2 separate regions of the Homo sapiens genome follow, and region 2 is linked to region 1. Evidence: read pairs that join two places in POLR2A ChIA-PET (ENCODE). Cell type or tissue: PC-9. All regions are shown on one strand. Region 1 overlaps FER (FER tyrosine kinase). Region 2 overlaps FER (FER tyrosine kinase).

Evidence for each region. ChIA-PET counts read pairs that join two places held together with the same protein. Peaks named below come from ENCODE experiments on the same cell type or tissue, not always from the same donor. Only the 100,000 strongest peaks of a DNase experiment are listed, where the experiment ranks them.
Region 2: POLR2A ChIA-PET joins it to region 1 with 7 read pairs; 4 of 35 experiments call an interaction of 5 or more read pairs at or near these places.

What each region holds. Positions count from the first base shown.
Region 1 is chr5:108,799,491-108,803,490 of GRCh38, forward strand. The region is part of intron 3 of FER (FER tyrosine kinase); the gene reads left to right. Among named protein-coding and RNA genes, the nearest start is that of FER, 54 kb to the left of the region's middle. In PC-9, no CTCF peak of the experiment used is centred here; a DNase peak (open chromatin) is centred at 2,491; H3K27ac peaks cover 1,202 bases.
Region 2 is chr5:108,854,768-108,858,767 of GRCh38, forward strand. All of the region lies in intron 5 of FER (FER tyrosine kinase), which reads left to right. Among named protein-coding and RNA genes, the nearest start is that of FER, 110 kb to the left of the region's middle. In PC-9, no CTCF peak of the experiment used is centred here; no DNase peak of the experiment used is centred here.

The sequences.
Region 1 (4,000 bases):
TCTTTAACTTCCTTTCTGGGCCAGTATCTAGTCTGAAGGTAGAGCTGCCAGAGATGGCCACAAAAAATACAGGACACCATTTGAATTTGCATGCAGTATTTAGGACAAACATACATTAAAAATGATTTGTTATTTATCTGAAATTCAAATTTAACTGGATATCCTTTATTTTATTTGGCAATTTCATCTGTGGGTATAAAGCCTTCTATTATGTTAATGGGAATAGATAGGGAAAGTATTTTTGGTATTTTAAAAGTCACATTTTATTTAATCTTCTTGTTTTTGGTAAGCTACCTGGTGTTTCTGAGTCCAAAGGCTTTCTGCTTCATTTATCCCTCTTGTTTTCTTTTCTTTTCTTTTTTTTTTTTTTGAGATGCAGTCTCACTTTCTCGCCCAGGCTGGAGTACGGTGGTGCAATCTTGGCTCACTAAAACCTCTGCCTCCCGGGTTCAGGTGATTCTTGTGTCTCCGCCTCATGAGTAGCTGGGATTACAGGTGTGTACCACTACACCTGGCTAATTTTTGTATTTTTAGTGCAGATGGGGTTTCATCATGTTGGCTAGGCTGGTCTTGAACTCCTGACCTCAAATGATCTACCTGCCTCGGTCTCCTGAGCTTTAACGGAGTCATCTGACCTCATAAATCTTGACCTCCCTTTTGCAGGACACTTAGGTTTTAACTTTTCCTCATATGCTAATTAGTTACCACTTATCTGCTTTTCATTTTCTTACATTCTGTTGACATATCTTATTTGCCATTGTCACATAGTTTCTGTTTTCTTTGTTATTGCTAATTTATACATTAAATTAACAGTTGAACAATGGTTGAGAACTCACAGAAAATCAAGGAGTATGTCAGCCTTTCCTCTTTTTTTTTTCTCTTTAGGATCTTGCTCTGGCATCCAGGCTGGAGTGCAGTGGTACAGTCATGGCTCATTGCAGCCTTGACCACCCAGGCTCAAGCAATCCTTCCACCTCAGCTTTCTAGGGAGCTGGGACTATAGGCATGCGCCACCATAACTGGCTAATTTTATTTTTTATTTTATAGAAACGGGGTCTCAGTATATTGCCCAGGCTGACCTTGACCTTCTGGGCTCAAGCAATCCTCCCACCTTGGCCTCCCAAAGATCTGGGATTATAGGCATGAGCCACTGTGACCAGCCATTCTTTCCTCTTAACACAGAAAAACTATGATTTATTCTACCTATAAGTAAAGTCTACCTTTTAAAAAGAGGATTGTGCTTTTCGTATTATATCTTAAAAAATCTTTGCCTGGGCCGGGCGTGGTGGCTCACGCCTGTAATCCCAGCACTTTGGGAGGCCGAGATGGGCGGATCACAAGGTCAGGAGATCGAGACCATCCTGGCTAACACGGTGAAACCTCGTCTCTACCAAAAATACAAAAAAATTAGCCGGGCGTGGTGGCGAGTGCCTGTAGTCCCAGCTACTTGGGAGGCTGAGACAGGAGAATGGCGTGAACCCGGGAGGCGGAGCTTGCAGTGAGCCGAGGTCATGCCATTGCACTCCAGCCTGGGCGACAGAGCAAGACTCTGTCTCACAAAAAAAAATCTTTGCCTGATGCAAAGTTAAAGAGTTTTGCCTGTGTTATCATCTGGAAATTTTTATAGTTTTAAGTTTTGTTTGTAGGTCTATGATTTATTTTTATTTAATTTTTGTACATGTGGCAAGCTATGGATTGAAGTTCATATTTTTATCTTTTTTTGCTTCTGGATACCCATTTGTTCTAACTTCATTTGTTGAAAACACTAAGCTTTCTCCATTGAATTGCCTTTGCATCTTTGTTTAAAATCAGTTAACCATAATGCGAGTCTATTTTTATACTCTTTATTCTGTTCCATTCATATTTTTGTCTATCATGACATCAGTAACACATTTAATTATTTGTTCCTTGATAATAATATCAAAGTCAGGTAGTGTACAGTAGTCATCCCTTATTCATGGGAGATATGTTCTAATATCCCCAGTAGATGCCTGAAGCTGTGGATAGTACTGAACGTCCATTGTTGTCCATCAGAATATGTTTCTTTTCATGCCTTCCACCCACACATTTAATTCCTTTTCCATCTTAACTAAGCACTTATCACGTACTATGCATATAACTTTTGCAGTTTGAAGTGCAACATCAAAAATTCAAAGGTGCAAATTTCCTTTTTCTTCTTTTTCACAGTTGCATGGATAGAAGATTCATTCTTACTGTAGCTCTTAGCAAACTCAGCATATGTTTTTTTTCTTTCCTTAAGTTGAGAACTTTCATCCCTTCACCCAAAGGAGACACTTTCTGTCTTCTTTTTGGCATATCCAAATTACCGGCATCACTATCCTTGCAGTTTGGGGCTATTATTAAGTTAAATAAAGGTTCCTTAAACACAAGCACTGCTATAGCAAGGATAACTGAGATGGCTACTAAGTGAGTAATATTCAAGTAGCATATACAGCATGGATACACTAGACAAAGGGATGATTCATATCCTGGGCAGGACAGAGTGGGGAGGCTAGGTATTTCATCATACTACTCAGAGCGGTGTCACCTTAAAACTTACGAATTGTTTATTTCTGGAATTTTCCATTTTTGGATTACGTGCAATCAAAACTGCAGGAAGCAAAACAACAGATTAAGGGGTACTACTGAACTTATTTTTTTTTTCAAAATTATTTTGTCTTTTCTAAATGTTGTGCATCTCCTTACAAATTTTAGGAGCACCTTACCAATCATTTTTTTTAAAAGGCTACTGGGATTTTGCTTGGAATTACATTGAATGTATAGATAAATTTGGGGAAAATCTATATCTTAACAGTATTGGGTCTTTCAATAAATAAAAATGATATACATTTTAAATTGTTAAAAAATAATTCAACTTTTATTTTAGATTCCGGGGGTACACATGCAGGTTTGTTACCTGGATATATTGTGTGATGCTGAGGTTTATGGTATGAATGACCCCATTACCAAAGTCGTAAGCATAATACCCAATAGTTTTTCAGCCTTTCCCCCCGTCCTTCCCTCTCCCCTCTAATATTCTGTAGTGCCCATTGTTTCCATCTTTATATCCTTGTGTACCCAATGTTTAGCTGCCACTTATAAGTGAGAACATGGAGTATTTGTTTTTTTTTGTTCCTGTGTTAATTTGCTTAGGATAATGGCCTCCAGCTGCATACATGTTGCTGCAAAGGGCATGATTTCTTTCTTTTTTATGACCATATAGTATTCTGTGGTGCATATGTGCTGCATTTTCTTCACTCAGAGCGGTATCACCTTAAAACTTACGAATTTTCTGTTTTCTGTTTCTACAAAACAGAAACAGGTGTCTGTTTGGTAGAACTATTTATTTTCTTTTGGCTGTATACCCACTAATGGGACTGCTAGGTCTAATGGTAGTTCTGTTTTAATTTCTTTGAGAAATCTCTAGAGTGCTTTCTCTAGTGGCTGAACTAATTTACATTTCCACCAACAGTGTATTAAGTGTTCCCGTCTCTCCACAACCTCACGAGCATGTGTTGTTTTTTTGACGTTTTAATTATAGCCATTCTTACTGGTGTGAGATGGTATCTCATTGTGGTCTTGATTTGCATTTATCTGATAATTAATGACGTTGAGCATTTTATCATGTGTTTGTTGGCCACTTGTATGTCTTCCTTTGAGAAGTATCTATTAATGTCCTATGCCCACTTTTTAATGTTTTTTTTTCTTGATGATTTGTTTAAGTTCTGTGTAGAACATTAGTCCTTTGTTGGATGCATGGTTTATGATTATTTTCTCCCATTCTGTAGGTTGTCTGTTTACTCTGTTGGTAGTTACTTTTGTTGTATAGAAGCTCTTTAGTTTGATTAAGTCCCACTTGTCAATTTTCATTTTTGTTGCAATTGCTTTTGAGAATTTAGTCATAAATTTCTTCCCACAGCTGATACCCAGAATGGTGTTTCCCAGGTTTTCTTCTAGGATTCTTATAGTTTGAGGTCTTACATTTAAATCTTTAATCCAT
Region 2 (4,000 bases), 55 kb after region 1:
CCGTGTCTCTACTAAAAATACAAAAAATTAACCAGGCCTGGTGGCACACGCCTATAGTCCCAGCTACTAGGGAGGCTGAGGCACCAGAATTGCCTGACCCAGGAGGCGGAGGTTGCAGTGAGCCAAGATTGCCCCCACTGCACTCCAGCTGGGCTGACAGAGCAGCAAGACCCTGTCTCAAAAAAAAAAAAAAAAAAAAAAAAAAGCGTAGAGGATTTGCCATTGAATTGGATGTAGTTTGTGAGAGAAAGAAGAAAAGACTGATTCCAAGATTTTTGGCCTGAGCAACTGGAAGAATGGCATTATTATTAACTGAAATGGGAAAAATGTGGGAAGACTGGTTTTTAGAGTCTTATTAGATACTCAAGTGGAACTGTTGAATTAAATCTCTAGTTCAGCAGTTCCAGGGAGAGGTCTGGAGTAGAACTATAAATATGAAATGTTAATTGTCATTTAAAGCCATGAGATTTTATGACATTACCAGTAATATAAATGAAGATAAAAAAGAGAAGAGTCTTAACAAAGACTGAGCCCAACATTAAGAAGTCAGCGAAATAAAGAGTTAAAAAGAATACAAAAGACCGGCCGGGCGCGGTGGCTCACGCCTGTAATCCCAGCACTTTGGGAGGCCGAGGCGGGCAGATGACAAGGTCAGGAGATCGAGACCACGGTGAAATCCCGTCTCTGCTAAAAAATACAAAAAATTAGCCGGGCGCGGTGGTGGGCGCCTGTAGTCCCAGCTACTCGGGAGGCTGAGGCAGGAGAATGGCGTGAACCCGGGAGGCGGAACTTGCAGTGAGCCAAGATCGCGCCACTGCACTCCAGCGAAAAAAAAAAAAAAAAGAATACAAAAGACCAATGTAAAAGGAAAACTAAGTGAATGTACTATTCTGGAAGACAGATGTGGGAAGATAGGTTTCAAGGAAGAGCAAGTGATCAACTAGGTTGAATACTGCTAAAACATAAGGTGAGGATTAAGATTTGGAGTTAGCAAAGTGTAGGTTATTGGTGATTTTGACAAGAGAAGTTTCAGTGGAGTAGTACAGGGAAAACCCTAAATGGGCTGGGTTTAAGAAAGAAGGAGAAAAAAGAAACTGGAGATAACTAGTATCAGTTTTGCGGTAAAGGGGAGGAATGAAATACGGAATTAACTGGAAGAAGTGTAGTAAAGGGAGGATTTTTTTTTTTTTTCAAGATTGGGAGCTATTACAGCTTGTTTACTGATGGAAGTGCACTTCTAGGGAAGGAAAAACAGTTGAGGCAGCAGGAATGAAGGAAGAATTGCTGGAGAAATGTCCCTGAGTAGGTGAGAGAGGATACATCTAGTACCCCAATAAATAGATTAGTCTTCACTTTGAACAAGGACAGTTTATTCATAGTAATAGCTTAGGAGAGATGGAGAGATATAAATTCAGATAAAAAGGTTAGATATGCTGGTGAAAGCTTATGGAAGTTCTCTTCAGAGTAATTTTTAAAAATGGGGTTCACAGACTCCCTCTTCACACTAATATGGTTCAGATTTCAAAATCATAAGGTACAAACCATTAAGTATACAATGAAAAAGTTTTTTTTCCCACTCATTATTCATTTTTTTCCTCCAGAGGCAACAGATATTATCTGCTTTTTCTAGAGATATTTTATGCATAACATGTAGCTTTTAAGCCAGTTTGTTAAGTGTGTTCATCAACTTATTAGATACCTTTCGTATCATAGTACATATTAGGAGTTGGAGGTTAGTATGTGTTTGTTTATGCTAAATTAATGATGATCTCTACATTTTTGATACAGTCATATCCTAACATGATGACTATTTGGTCAGCTTTCATTTTAATTTTCGTATCCAGTATCTTTTAGGAAGAGACTATAACTGTGCATCCCTCACATAACCTAGGACACCATGGATTGTAGATAAACATTTAAAGGATGAATGCCCTAAATTTTCTGTAAATGTTGTTCTTCCACACACTCGACTAGTCTTCTAAAGTAGAGTTAAATCTTTTTTTTTTCAGTGTGACTTCTTTGTGTGTTAATATTACGTGTAGTGGAAACATACCTGCTAGGAGACATACAAATTAAAACTAAATTTTCTTTTCTGAACTAGGAAATCAGTGTTTTGATATTTAAAGAACAAATTGTTGAGGTTTCTTATCTGTAGGCTAAATAATACCAGTTCTTTAGATACAATGAATATTCTGATACTTTAAAATTTTGATCCAATTTTCACAGCTTTCTTTTAACTATATTTTAACGTCATTTCAGTCCTAGAGAAATGTTGAAAGAATAGTAGAAAGAATTCCCATATACCGTTCACTCATGTTTCCCAAATGTTCACATTTTACCACATTTGCTTTATGCTTTTCTGTCTCTGTATGTGGTGCATACATATATATGCATGTGTGTGTATGTGTAAATATAAAAACGTAAATGTATATTTATTCAGTTGTCATATCTTTTTAGTTGCCTTTACACTGGAACAGTTAATAGTCTTTATGGTTCACAAAACATTGACATTTTTGAGCAGTATAGAACAGTTATTTTATGGAGTATTCCTTGATTTGTTTTTCTGCATAATATTTATTTATTTTTCATAGGAATACCATAGAAATGATGTTCTGTTGTTGGTGCTTTATATCAGGTCCATGATGTCAGTTCATCCCATTATTGGATATTAATTTGATCATTGGAGTAAGGTGGTATACGCTTGATTTCTCCACACTTAAGTTACATTTTCATTTTTCTTTTTGTTAATAAGTATTGTAGGGAAAACGTTGACGCTATGTAAATACGGTGTTACTCTTCAGATTTTCACCCACTAGTTTTTATGTCTATCAATGGTTCCTGCCTAAATCATTTATTATTATGGCAATTGTGAAATGGTAATTTTCTAATTCAATTATTCCTTTTACATTTATTAATTTGTTTTTAATATAAGGAAGGGCTTTCCCCTCCTGTTTATTTTTTAAATTTATGTATTAATTTAATGTATTAGAATGAACTCACAGATTCTGATTTTTATTCATGGATTATAATTTTATACTATCATAATGATATACTATCATGCTCGGATTTGGCCAGTGGGAGCCACTTCAAACTGGCTCCTCTGTCCTTTTGACACATTCCTATCATTCATTGAATACGTATTTTCTGGCTCATCTTATACTTTTCCTACTTCAGGTTCCATTTCTCTATGAAACCCTAGTTCCTTTTAGTGGAGAATTATATTTGGAAAACAGTATCTGGCCATTGGTGTGCTCATTGCTAGTGGAGTATCTTATTCTAGGTCCTGTTAATTGACAGACACAGGAAATAAGCAACACGTACACATTCATGTACACCTGTGCTTTCTTCTGTTATCTATTGGTCTGTCTAGGGATACACTGAGGGGTTCACATTGATACTTCAAATTCTAGTCCAATACCATACAGTTTATTCCTCCTCTTCCTATTTATATATTTGCAACTGCTTTCTCTGGCAGTGAGAAACCTAGCTTCTGTTGTTCACAATATTTTACTTACTTGCTCAAATGCTAGAATACACAGAAAGTAATTTCAGTATTGCTAACTCATGCCTCTGAAAAATGAAACTTAAAGACTACAGTTTGGTATTTGTTTAAAGCTTTTTTTGTCTTTAGCTTTCTATTGTAATCAAATACTGTTTTCCAAAGTTACTTAGTTTTTTACAAAGTTACTTCCCTACTCCTTTTAGTGTGGTTAGTGTTATTCACTGGAAATACAGTTTGGTTCATTTGTTTCTGTTGTATCTCATTTTATTTTCCCCCCTCCCTCTTATCCTTGTTAATTTTGTTTATTTATTTCTATGTGAAACTTTAGTGATTCCAAAAGTTAATACTGTTCAAAACCATATAGGGAACTCAATCATTTTTATTTTCCTTTCTTTCTTACACAAAACTACGATTATATAATATTCTTTTTCCTTTGCTTCTCCATTGATAATGCATCTTGAAAATGACAACATTTGAGTTGGTAGACAGTTTTTTCAT